Regions from separate parts of the Homo sapiens genome. Here region 1 is linked to region 2. A link is a contact called in ENCODE Hi-C or POLR2A ChIA-PET data. All regions are on one chromosome and are shown on one strand. Each heading gives the region's core, a stretch centred on a gene start or an enhancer-like site at or near the end of the contact. The rest is flanking DNA. Distances are from core to core; before and after follow the strand shown.

Region 1 (6,380 bases), core at 1,928-4,427, 38 kb after region 2:
TTATTCCTGAGGTTAGTTTTAAGCTTGAAAAGTCAGTAATGTAGAAAGTATTCAAACATTAATAGGATGGATAGATTATAATCTAAGGTATCTATAGGCTATAACCAAAATAATACGTTGTCAGTAGTAATAAGCATGGTATATAATCAGCAGTCTAAACCATGTTAGAGTTTATTTTGGGACTTCATGACGCAGGGACAGTGAAGGGATTCTTTATTTGGAAAAAGCCACTATTTATAAACTGGAACTTCATCCTATGAGTAAGAGCCAGAAAAACTGTTATAGTATTTCCATCTCCCTATTTCACCAGCTAGATGTAATTAATGACACTCGGAATTTTTGAGGTCCAGGTTTTACTATGAAGATCCTTTTACTGTGCGCTGTTTCTGAATTGGAGTTACTGGTGCTAAGCTTTCTAATGCATTTTACAATGTGCTTCTCAAGGGTGTCAAGTGAGATGGTTGGCAGATCTATTATGTAGGTGGTGAGGCTGATGTTGAGAAAGGTGAGGAAGTTCTCCAAGATCACTCAGCCCATGCTGAGGAGAGCCTGGATAGTCACTTGTTTGTGCACAACCTACCCTTCGCCTCTTTTTACTTTTATAAAGCCCCACCTCCCACTTTACCACCAAGCAGCATCTTTCTCAGAAGGAGCAGGTTTTGTTCATTTGTCAAAAACGTTGATATACAGTAATTTGTTTTACTGCCCTGGGTTTCTTAGTGGACGTTATCTGTGTTCCTGATTCCATACACACAGGAATGATGTATATAGGCCATTCCAAAAAATGGCAGGTAAATGATGCTCCAGATATGCCCGTGTAGACCCTGGCGACGAGGCGGCCTGTTCTGCACTGTTCTCCCGGCAGAGCCACCCGGAAGAGCCCAGCCTGGTAATTAAAATGCACTGGATCAAAGAAACTCCACACACACGGGCTTCCTCCTTCTCCCCTTCAGGCCCCTCCTTCAAGTACCGGTTTCTTAAATTCTCACTTATAGGATTTTGGAGATCAAAAAGAGGCCTTTAAACTTAATGAATTCTCCGCTTCGTCCCGGATGGAGCCGTTCCGCACCTTTCAGCTGTTCCCGGGAATGATAGGGCAGCTCAGTGCCGAGCTCGCTAGGTAATTCTCGCTTTCTAGAACTCCTGTGAAAGCAAAGCAGCCCGCATTTGGAGGCTTCCAATTATACTTCACATGGTGAACTGTGTAATTAGTTTGGAAGACTTATGCTTAGTCATTGGTTTATCCTAATCGGCTTTGGCTTTCCCCAACAACAAAGTGAGCTTATTTTGCTAAGCTGAAACGACTCTGCACCCTTTGTTCCTGCCTTTTATTGTCTCATTCCTTTCATTCTGTGTTACTGCCAAAGTTCTGTTTCATTAGGCCTACAAGTCATTTCCAATTCAGTGGGCTGCTACAATCCGGCCTTTATCACGGGCTGCTCTGGTTCCCATGTCCCTTCTGGGCCAGTGCCTGAGTTTGTGGTTTGACATGAGGGCTTTAACCCCTTCCTGTGCCAGCCCCTCACTGTGGTGGCCGGGAAGAAAAGGCCTTCCAGGAACCGGCGTGGAAAGTTACAGCTCTTGAGGTCTCGTCAAAGTGGGAGATCGCTGTGGAAACCAGGTGAAAGGGTCCTTGGAGCCCTTTGTGTCGGATTGGGGTTGTGTGGGGGCCCATAAAAGTTAACTTGAGCTCTGGAGAATGGTGTGTGAAAGCTTTTTAGGGGAAGAAAAAAAGAAAACAAGAGTGAATTGTTTTTTTTAATGTAATGAGACCTTCCCGTTTATCCGGCCAGCGTGGGCGATTGTGGGTGAGTGAGGCCCGAGGAAGCGCTGGGTGCCTGCGATCTCCCAGCTCCGGGGTTTTCTGTGCAGGTGCGAAGCTGCATTCATGGCCCCCACTCAGACACCCCTTTTGATACTGTATGTGTGAGGAGAGTCATACCTGGAATAAAAGTCTCATAAAGCCCTTTGAAATTTAAAAGGCATGAGATCTGTGAGAAGATAAATAAGCCTGAGAGTGGACTGTGATCCTCAGGTAGTGTTTTCTTGCTTTAAATGTGTGTCGTAGATAAACAGAGCTCTGTGCAGTGTGGTTCTCTCAGAGGAGGCTTGGAAAACAAAAGTCTTGTGTGTCCTTTGTGGACATCTGAGCTCCCGTGAGGCTTTGTCCTCTGAAGTGGTTCATGTAGGTGGGTTGCCCGGGGAGTGGTCAGCCTCCCGGGCCTCACCCTGTCCTCTGCTCCACCTTTTTCTGGAGAGCCTGGGTGTTGCCCTTCAGACCTTCTTCAACGACAATTGTAGGCTGGACCAGGAAGGACCATGCGCACGCTCTTCCCTGGCTGAAGGCTACTTTTGTGTTTAAATTTTCTTCCTCTAATAGCCCAGAACAAAGCCAACACTGTCCCCATGTTTTATTAATCTTCTGCCTGGTTTGTGTCAGCATCTCCCTCTGGAAGTGTGTCATAAGGGGAGGGGACTTTATTTGCCCCCTGACCCCTGGCCAAGCTGCTCAGTGGGAAACAGCACAGCGAGTAGACAGGAGAATCCTGCTTCCTCTGCCTCCTCCACCTTCTAGGCCAGGTGGCAGAGGCAAACAAACCTTACCCATGAGTAATATGATCCTGGGGCTTTGCAGGTAAACCCTCCTGCTAAACAACTTTGTGTTTTCCTGGTGAACTTTTCCTCCATAGACTGATTTCGGCTGAAGCCAGTAAGGTTGTCGAGTTCTAAAGATTGAGCACCCTAACGTTACTTCTCTTAAATTTTCGTATTTTTGCTTCAAAAAGGAGATTCTGAAATACTGGGTTTCTAGGAAAACTTCCCATTTCCCTCTTAGTATATAAAATATAGCCAGCTGTTGTTAGGCAAAGGCATCAGACATTATTATTGCTCGTTAACAGTGTTTTAAAATATACAAATAGAAAACTAGGATGCCTTCTGGGTAGCAAGCTGGGAAAACTTTGAGATTGTGCTAATCAAATGCCATGTGCATTTGCATAGTAGGTAGAGGAACAAGGCCGAATAGAAGAACAAGGCTCAAACTTCAGCTTTGCTGTTTGACCGCATTTCCTGGTATGATTTAGCTGTATTTACTTTTTCTGCTGCGGCAAGGAGAGGAGAGCCAGCGGTAGGGGAGCCCTTGGGCACAAAGGAGTTAATGAGCCCTGGGTGGGTAGGGGCGGGGGGGCGGTATGAAGTACTTCCACCAGCTCACCTTCCCAGAGTCCTCCTGGGCCCTCTGAAGACGTCACTTAACAATGGAGTTGTTAGTAGGAGAAAATAAAGCCTTTTTCTCCCTAGATGTAGTTCAGTGGGAACTGAAAGTGTACCAGAAATCATGGTTCAAGCTTGTGCCAGTGGGTGCAAGGGGTGGTTCTTATGGAGGAGAAAGCGCAGTTCATTTAGACTTGGCATTGAAATCGAACTCTGTTGTTCGGTGGAGTGAACATTGATATGGAGATTCCCACCCGCCCCCCACCTCCGTAGGATACCCCCTTACACAGGTCCTGTATGCTTTTCTTTTTCTTCCATTTTCTTTCTTTATTTTCTTCTTTTGTCCTCTTAGAAATAGTCTCTCTGTAGACCGGCCAGATTTGTCAAGTTACCACCCTCTAAATTTTTACAGCTCCGTATATTCAGACTTGGTATTTGTGAATTAGCTAAAAGTGGGCTGCCAATCTGTACTTTATTTACATTCGAAGCCATATTAGTGAGAGCCCCAGAAAAAAATGTTAATATGCAGGAAGAGGCAAAAGGGTTGAGTTTCTGACTGTTGCTAACCTCACCACTGCCTTTAAAACCAATCATGAGGCACACGGCTGATATTTAATAGCTTTTAGCTGATTATTTTTCTTCTCCTCCTCTTTCTTTTCTATCCAAGTTGACCTGGGTGTACTTGAGTGGAAATGAAGTCATCCAAATGCTGAATTAGAATAATCACAGGCCTCTAAGAATGAAATGGAAGCAGAGATTAAATGGCGGAGGGAAAGCCGGCATTAATAAGGACCAGGAAAACTTTGCATAAAATAAATAGGAGATGGAATAGATTGAATTTGTATATGCTGCTTCCATTTCTTCCTCCATTTTGTGTTGTCTTCCTAAGTCGAGTTACTGGCAAAGTGGGATTTGATTTGCCACAAGGACTCATACCTTCTGCAGCCTAGGTGATGGGCCTTTCTTCTTTGTGGGACGTTTGTGTGACCATTGATGTTTCCAGGAAGGAAGAATCTGATGGAGGGGCTGTTACCATGAAATGTTGATGATTACTTGGTACAAGTAGTGCGTGGGAGACAGATGAAAGAGTGTGGGGCACAGGCACAGTGGCTCACGCCTGTAATCCCAGCACTTTGGGGGGCCAAGGCGGGCGAATCATGAGGTCAGGAGTTCGAGACCAGCCTGGCCAACATGGTGAAACCCTGTCTCTACTAAAAATACAAAAAATTAACTGAGCGTGGTGGTGGGCACCTGTAATCCCAGCTACTCGGGAGGTTGAGGCAGGAGAATCTCTTGAACCCAGGAGGTGGAGGTTGCAGTGAGCCGAGATCGTGCCACTGCACTCTAGCCCGGGTGACAGTGTGAGACTCTGTCTCCAAAAAAAAAAAAAAAAATGGGGAGTATGGGAGCCAGTGCACCACAGGCCAACTTAATATTATGATGATTCCTCCTCGTAGGGAGAAGACCTGGGCAGGATGCAGGTAGGGTGACTGGTTGTCTGGGTTTGCCTGTGACTAAGGGGGTTTCTAGGAACTTGGGCCTTGCAAACTAGAATGAATTGGTCACCTTCAAGCGGAGTCTGGAGAAGTCAAGACACTTGGCCTGACACTCTAAAAGGGTCAGCATCTTCCTTGACCACCTCCAAGGAGATTTAAATACTCCTTCCTGCGTGCTCCAGAACACTAACTTCATACCTGTTTACATTCTGCCTTCTTCATTTAATCCAGCTGCTGGGTAAACAGCCAGCATGGGGCCTTGCGTGAGCACAGGCCGGCAAGTGTTAGATGAGCAAGTGGCTGCTGAAGGCAGGTCAGACAGACCCACAGTCTGTCTGTCTGTGCACCCCTCTGGGCTTCTATTTGGCGATTATTTCTGTGTCTCTTGAAAAAAAAAATTCTGCCCCAATGTAGCGAAAAGTGAGCTTCTTGTAGTTAAAGAGCAAAATAAGGATTTAATTAAATTAAAAAAAAAAGAAAAGAAAACCCAGCAGAGTGGTTTGTTTACAGGAAGTCGTTTTTAGGTGGTCTGTTATAGAAGATGTAATTTGTGAAAGTAGATTAGTTGTAAATTAGAGATTTTGGGTTGTCGAGGTCGCTAACCATCTTTTATAATTGGCGGCAGAGGTAAATATTTTCAGATTTGCTTATAGAGTGTTAGTATTGACAAAACAATTTAAGGTGTTTTTCACTTAAGGAAAAATAAGTGAGAGTATGGAATGATCAGAGACGGGCTTCCTGATCTTATTCCCAGCTTTCTTATGGAATGACAAGGGTATGGAAAGCAACAGGGAGATGAAATGCTGGAGTAGTTTGCAAGGGAGCTTGCAGATTCTCTGATAGGGAAACAGTTTTATTTATTTGTTTATTTATTTTATTTTACTTATTTATTTAGAGACAGGGTCTCACTATGGTTTCCCAGGCTGGAGTGCAGCAGCACGATTTCAGCTCACTGCAGCCTCAGTCTCTGGGGCTCAGGTGATTCCCCAACCTCAGCCTCCCAAGTAGCTAGGACTACAGGCATGCACCACCATGCCTGGCTAATTTTTTTGTATTTTTAGTAGAGACAGGGTTTCACCGTGTTGCCGAGGCTGGTCTCAAACTCCTGGACTCAAGTGATCTGCCTGCCTCAGCCTCCCAAAGTGTTGGGATTACAGGCGTGAGCCACCACACTCAGCCGATTTTTATTCTTTAATAAGAGCAACCCATTTCTTTTATCAACAGACTTGTTTTCTTAGCAAAAAGGGAGGACGTATTGATGTCACTGCTTTCCATTCAACTAAGTTGGTATTTGTGTTCAGATTTAGGGATTCCTGTTTGCCCGAACCGTTCATGTATCTTTTACCTTGTAATTGTCCCAACAGCCCTGTGAGGTAGGATAATTATCCCTATTTTAAAATTAGGTAAGGAAGACTAGGAGAGCATAAATGACTATGTAAGACCCCTTAGCCCAACAGCAGTGGGGCCCAAGGTTCAAATCTAGACTTCCTGGGTGAGGACTCTGGGTTTGTTGTTAAACTTAAGCTGTTTATCCTGAGGTGATCTTCTTTGGGGTGGCCCTGACCAGTTGTTTGTAGTGCCATAGAGTTACTATGGTATGGCCAGGCGCAGTGGTTCACACCTGTAATCCCAGCACTTTGGGAGGCTGAGGCGGGTGGATCATGAGGTTAG
Region 2 (6,654 bases), core at 1,817-4,316:
TGAAGGGGAAGAATGAGGCAGCATTTTGGTATGAAAATGACATTTCCTTCTCCTCCACTATCTGTTGGAGAGCACAGACGAAGCTACACTGAGGGGAATGGCTTCACGCTTGGTGAACAAGATGCGTGGGTGTGTTTTTCTGAATTGTGATTAAAATGTTTTTTTTTCCTTCAAATTTTAAGTTGTATCAGGAGATACAAGTGGAATATTAACTCAGTAGATGGGGGAGGTCTGGAGTGTCTCCCATCTGCTTCCCTTCTGAAGGGATCTCAGCTGAACTGAATGAGGTATATGTTGTGAGCAGTTAATATACGGTTGGTCCTTGTGATGTTGTTGTCTTGGCTGAGGATTCAGGAAGACTCTTGGGCCTTGGAGAGGCCTTTGGTTCCATGGCCTGCCCCATTGGGCCGGAACAGCCCCTTTCCTCAAAGCTGCCTCAGGCTTTTCCTGTAGCTTAGGAACAGCAGACCGAGCTCCTGGGCCCCTCCCTGGAGGCTTATTAAGGGGGATCAGTGGAAAGAAAATCAGAGCATCTTAAATCCCTACCTGCAAGGTACCCTTAATTCTCCAGGGAGAAACCTTTTATAAATAAATGTCATGAGTGCTCATCCCCCGAGTTGAAGCTTATCTGCAGAGATGCTTCACTCCGGGAGAGAGGGTTGGAGTTGCCATTGTGAAGGCCTGTGTGTGTAGAGGTACCATGCTGCCACCAGGCCATCCCTCTTACAGCTGTGTGGCATCCTGGAGGCCTGGGTAGGAGACGGAGGGTGCCGCAAGTTCTCTTCCAGTGATGGGGAGCCACAGGTGGTTTTGTAGGGTTCCTGGGTCTTAGGTGGTTATCAAAAGCATTTCACAGACATATGTAAGATAAAGACCCTGTCCTCAAGCAGCTAAATGAATGAACTAGAACAGTGGTACCCAAATTGTGGTTCGGGACCCCTGGGCATTCCTGATAACCTTTCAAAGAGTCTGTGACGAAGTTTCTTAAATAATAATTTTAAGACTTTGTGTTTTTCATTCTCATCCTTTTATGAATATACAGTAGAATTTTTCATAGGCTACATGACCTCTGTTGACATCATAGTTCTGGTGGCTAATGGAATATGTGTATTTCTGTGTTTAAAAATGTCTCAATTTTGGCTGAGCGTGGTGGCTCATGCACTTTGGGAGGCTCCCAGCACTTTGGGAGGCTGAGGCGGGCGGATTGCTTGGGGTCAGGAGTTTGAGAGCAGCCTGGCCAAAATGGCAAAACACCGTCTCTACTAAAAATACAAAAATTAGCTGGTCATGGTGGTGGGCGCCTGTAATCCCAGCTACTCGGGAGACTGAGGCAGGAGAACCCTTGAACCCAGGAGGCAGAGGTTGTAGTGAGCAGAGATCTCACCACTGTGCTCCCACCTGGGTGACGGAGTGAGACTGTGACTCCAAAAAAACAAAAACAAAAAAGTCTCAATTTTGATTTCTAATATGATAAATATTGAGAGATATAACACACATAATTCTCTTTGGTGGTCCTCATGTTTTAAGAGGGAAAAGGTGTCATGACATCAAAGATTTTCAGAACCGCAGAATTAGAATATCGGCAGATAAGTGGCAAGTTGAAGTTATATGCTAGGTACTAAGGTAGGCAGAGCTCTAGGGGTAGATAACAGGTGCTTGTGAGTGAGCTGGAGAGGAGATTGTCAGGGAAGGCTTTCAAGACAAGTGGTTTTCTTACCTCGGTTTTGAAGGATGAATAGAAGTTTACCAGAGAGACAAGGAAGGAAAAAGCATTCTAGAAGGAAGGAACGGCATGCCTGAAATATCAGTGTGTCAGCTTTTCCTCCCCAGTCTGTGGGGGTCAGAAATAGGGTCACCCTGGCCTCACCATGAGATTTTTTTCTACTGGGAATTTCCAAAATAGGCTGCATCTCAGAGTCATTTGGTGAGGTTTATGGAAATACTGGTGAAGCTAGTTCCCAGGTGTGCTTTGCTCTACTGATGGTTGGTAGCATTGTTTACCTCTGGTGGTGGGAATGACAGGGTGCTGTTTGTACCATTTTCGGTTCTTTTGTTGAGAGTGACGTCACAGTTGTCCTGCAGCAAGCCAGGGTTATGCCACCCTGTCAGCTATGCCAGAATGGCAGCAGGTGTCACTGGACACATACCATTCCTTCTTTACACCATCTATCAACCTACAGTGGGGAAAGGGGCAAGAATACAGCATAATGAGAGGGGCAGCCAGTTGTAGCTCGGGGACCTTGGATTCTAAGCAGCATGACCTTGGGAAGGGTCTTGAGTCTTTGAGCCTGTTTGTCCTCTTAGGAATAAAGCAGGTTGGACAGACCTTACTTAATAGGCATGCTTAAATCTGCCAGGGAAAGGGACCCTCCTGTTGATGAATAATTCATTCTGGTTTTGTTCCTAGAAAGTATTCCATGGGGCACACACTTTCTCAGCTGCTCTTGGTTTTGCAAAGGAAGATACTGACATGTTCAGATTAAGAAATCGTAAAGCTTCTGAACTACTAAGGAAGGGAAAAGAGGGGCCCAGGGCCCACATGTGTGCCAGGTGCTGATCTGAGGGTTTTTTGTGACTCATCTCATTTAATGGTCACGCTGTTCCTGTGAGTAAAAGCTGTCATCCCATTTTATAGATGAAGAAACAGAGGCACAGAGAGGTTACCTTAATTTGCCCAAGGTCACACAGAATCCTGGTGTTCAGGCCTCATGCCTTCTGTTCTTAACTCCATATCCTGTGTCCCTGGGAAAGGAAGGGGCCATAGTCTGGAGTGGTTTCCAGGAGAAAAGAGCCAGAGTAATCTCTGCTCTTCATTTCTTAACAAGAATAGAAGACAGAATAAAGGGCACAGGGATAAAGGATTGTTAACCAGACTGGCAAATCAGTAGACTAATTAAAAATCAAACACCTTAAAACACTGTCGCTGGGTTAATTGTAAACCAACAATGAAACGTTAAAATTTGCCCAGCCCATGAGTTTGAATGATTAACTGAGTGAGTTAATTTCAAGCCATTGGTTTGAGTAGCCGTGAAAGCTGAGGTTAGTGGAAGGGGAATCTGTGTGTTCTTTCCTGCCCAGGCCTGCCCTGGTGCCTAAGGTCTTGTGATTGTTGCTGCTGTTTGCGTTTTTAATCGAAATATCTTAAACATTTAGGCAGAACCTCACAAATGCAGCTAGATTGTGGAAAAGGACAGTGTGAATCAGCAAAGAGTAGGATTACGTATATCTTTCCAAATAGAAGAAATGCCATTCTGTTTTGCAATATCACAGAGTCCTGGTAGCAAGAAAGGGCCCTTTGGAAAGGCCTTTTGCCTTCCAGTGTTTGACCCAAGGCTGCTGTCCCATCTGTGGCCTCTGTTGCTCTCTCATGTTCTTTTCTGCCCAGAGACCAGGTCTGGGGGTGTTATCAGGAGTTAGTCCTAAGACTGGAATGAGACTCCTGGGATTCAATGATGGCCAGTTGACCACAAGATGTTTCTGTTAGGTTTTAAGTTGAGATTCTGCTACGCCTGCTTTGATGGCTAGGTAACACTCCTCAGCACCAGGTGATGGATTTAACCTCTGTGAGCTGTGTTTCTAACCTGACTGGGCCCAGGGATCATGCTGGGAAAGTTATGGACCCTTTACCCAGAGACTTGCGCTACAACACAGCCACATACAGCTTTGCACTGAGGGTCAGGATGCACAGATCCCTGGTGCTCAGACATGAATGGCCTTATTAGAGTGAAGAAACCCTGTGTTGAAGTCACCAAACAGCTGGACTTTAAATGTTAATGTTAATATTTCACTGTGACTTATATAGCATTTTATTTTTTCCAGAGTTCCTTACAAGACAATCTGATTTGATCCGCAGGAGAATCCTGTAAGGTCAATTATATAGTCGCTCTTTTATATATGACGCATGCAGTAGGCTCAGTATCTTCCCTGAGTGTTGCTGTTTTCTTGTTAATTTGCTAAATGGGCTTTTAAAAAGGAGATAAATGTAAATTTCAGCCCCGTAAAATAGATACATCTCAAATGCTCGTGACTCAAATTAATTAATTAAAAAACAGAATAAAACACCACTCCAGCCACAAAACATGGCAAGGTTGTAATGTTTATTCCATTCAGCCAGTTGATGGGGTAAAATTACGAGATTGGTCTGTGATAAAAATGTTTTTAACTCCAACTTAGACGTTTACAGAAAGGAGAGACTTGGGCAGTTTGTTTATTTAGAACATTGATTACTGCTTCTGCCATGTTCCTCCAATCACAAACACTTGGGAAAATTTTGGAAAACTGCAAGAACTAAGTAAAAATCCCCCCAACGCCACTATTTACCATTCAGAGATAACTGCTATGAACATTTCGGTACATTTTTTTCTGTCCTTTTTCATGGCAAAAAAAAAAAAGGGCAAAAAATTATATAGAGACACAGGTATACACACACACACACACACACAAATCATTGGCTAACCTGCCTTTATAACTTTATCATATTTTCCTCATTCACTGTTTTTATGTTGTGGTTTTTATTGTCTATGTGGTGTTGTGACTTACAATTATACTTTATTTGACCAAAGCCTGTTATTGAATAGTTAGCTGGTTAGTGATTTATTATTATTATTATAAGTAACATTGTGGAATATCCTTGTACATAACCCCTTAGCAACATCTCTGATCACTTCCTTAATATGTTTACCTAGAAGTGGAATTTTGGGGTTAAAGGCTATGGATATTTTGAAGGAGATTTTACATATAAATATATATGAAAAATATATAAAGGAGCTTATATATATGAGATATATAATCTCCTTTACAATATCAAAAAATTTGTAATATATATACTTATATATAATCTCTTAAAATTTTTTTTATCTTACATTGGCCCTCCCGATAAGGAGAATGGTACTATTTTCTAACCTCACCAAAAGTTTGAGAGATTAACTTAATTTAAAAAAAATTACTGTTTTTGTAAAAATGATGTGTTTATGGTAAACATTTTTATATGTGCTGAAGGGGAAGGCTTAATTTAAAAAGATTGGGGTTTCTTGGATCAACTTGAATTGCTTATTTTAAACAGCCCTCTTCAGTGTAGTTTGGCAAAGCTCTCTCTTTCGGGTTTATTTGTTTACTTACCTACTTATCTTCAACACACTGACCTACCCACCTGTGTATCTTATTTGGTTAACATTTATCCAAGTTTGAAGATGGAAATAGTTTTCCTCTGAATCAGAACTTTCAGTGTAACTGTTCCAAGAAACCGCCACCACAGATGTGGGAAGAGGGAAGAGAATGAGGAAGATTCCTGCTGTCTTTTTACCGCTTGGGTTTACAAATGTGGCAAATTTGGAAAATGTCAAAAAGTAGGAAAAATAAAATGAAACCTGAGATCTCACCACACAGAAATAATTATAGTCAACATATTGATATGTTTTCTCTTTTTGGAGGAAAAAAGTTACAGATGAACAGAAATTTGAAAACAAGCTGTGCCTATTTTCTGTTTCTTTTATTACACATTTTATTATCAATGAATACTTTCTGCTGTAAAAAATATAAATGATACAGAAACCAATAGTAGTGTTCCCCTTTCTAGAAGAAACTATAAAAGGGTGTACTGTTCATCGCCCCTATTCACGCTTTAAAGGAGATGTCCAGCTCCAGTTGAAAATGAAGTTTTCTTACCTGGCAATCTGGTGTTTCTGAATGTGATTTGAAATCCGCCACCCCAATGAGAATGAGGACAGTTTTGTTTTTTTTTCCTGCCAAGAGGGATCGATCGTATTGATTAATTGACTGCAAAAATAAATTCAGAATTATGAAAATAAAGGGCATCTGGATTTAGAATTACCAAATATGGCTGGGCACAGGGGCTCACGACTGTAATCCCGACACTTTATGAAGCCAAGGCAGGTGGATCACCTTAGGTCAGGAGTTCAAGACCAGCCTGGCCAACATAGTGGTAGAGACATATCTGTCTCTGCCAAAAAATACAAAAATTAGCTGGGCGTGGTGGTGTGTGTCTGTAGTCCCAGCCACTTGGGAGGCTGAGGCACGCTTGAACCCAGGAGACGGAGGTTGCAGTGAGCTGAGATTGCGCCACTGCACTCCAGCCTGTCAAAAAAAAAAAATCACCAAATATTAGGTGTGTTAAGATCCTGGGAGATCAAATTTCACCCTCTCATTTTACAGATAAGAAAACTGAGGCCCAACAAACATTAGTAATTGCCTCACCCCAGGTCAATCAGCCAGTTAGGAACAAAACAGATTTCAGGTTCTAGTTTGTGTCCTTTTTTCTTTTTAAATGAAGATATTGATCTATTTTTTAAAAACAAGAACAAAGGCCGTGTGTTAGTCTAGTTTCAGTTGCAGAGAGCTGAATCCACTCCCATCTGGTTTAAGCAGAAAGGAATTTGTTTGAGGGCATTAAAATGCTTCCAGAAATCATCAGGAGATACACGGAAACCTCTAGGTTGTGCTTTTGGGAACAGCCCTCAGAGCTATGCAGCAGATCTGGGTCTTCAAATACCTACTGTCTCTTCTGTCATCTGGAAGTCCCCACCAAATTGGGAAGATGGTGCTACAGCTGCCAGGTTCAGAACCACAGCCGCACTGTCCCCATCCGAAGGCCTCCATGGCTGCCACTGTCCTGCTGTGATCTCCAGCAAAATAGGT

What was found. A loop is a pair of places that touch in the nucleus more often than their neighbours do. ChIA-PET counts read pairs that join two places held with the same protein, here RNA polymerase II (POLR2A). Pooled maps may share reads with other maps.
Region 1: a loop to region 2 is called in a map of PC-3, with 3 times the contacts of the local background. The contact joins two enhancer-like sites. A Hi-C loop is called at or near these places in 7 of 168 maps with a recorded cell type or tissue (Caco-2, Caki2, Calu3 and 4 more), 2 of 37 single-sample maps with no recorded cell type and 5 of 50 pooled maps. POLR2A ChIA-PET finds 5 or more read pairs at or near these places in 5 of 52 experiments (AG04450, HepG2, activated CD4-positive, alpha-beta T cell and 1 more).

What each region holds. Positions count from the first base shown.
Region 1 is chr17:57,405,419-57,411,798 of GRCh38, forward strand. All of the region lies in intron 6 of MSI2 (musashi RNA binding protein 2), which reads left to right. Among named protein-coding and RNA genes, the nearest start is that of MSI2, 150 kb to the left of the region's middle. RefSeq lists an enhancer at 5,294-5,795. Within about 2 kb of position 3,178, at least 13 of the 41 ENCODE cell types and tissues checked have a DNase peak (open chromatin) inside an H3K27ac peak, as active enhancers do; they include PC-3, where a contact is called at or near this core.
Region 2 is chr17:57,367,130-57,373,783 of GRCh38, forward strand. All of the region lies in intron 5 of MSI2 (musashi RNA binding protein 2), which reads left to right. Among named protein-coding and RNA genes, the nearest start is that of MSI2, 110 kb to the left of the region's middle. Within about 2 kb of position 3,067, at least 6 of the 41 ENCODE cell types and tissues checked have a DNase peak (open chromatin) inside an H3K27ac peak, as active enhancers do; they include PC-3, where a contact is called at or near this core.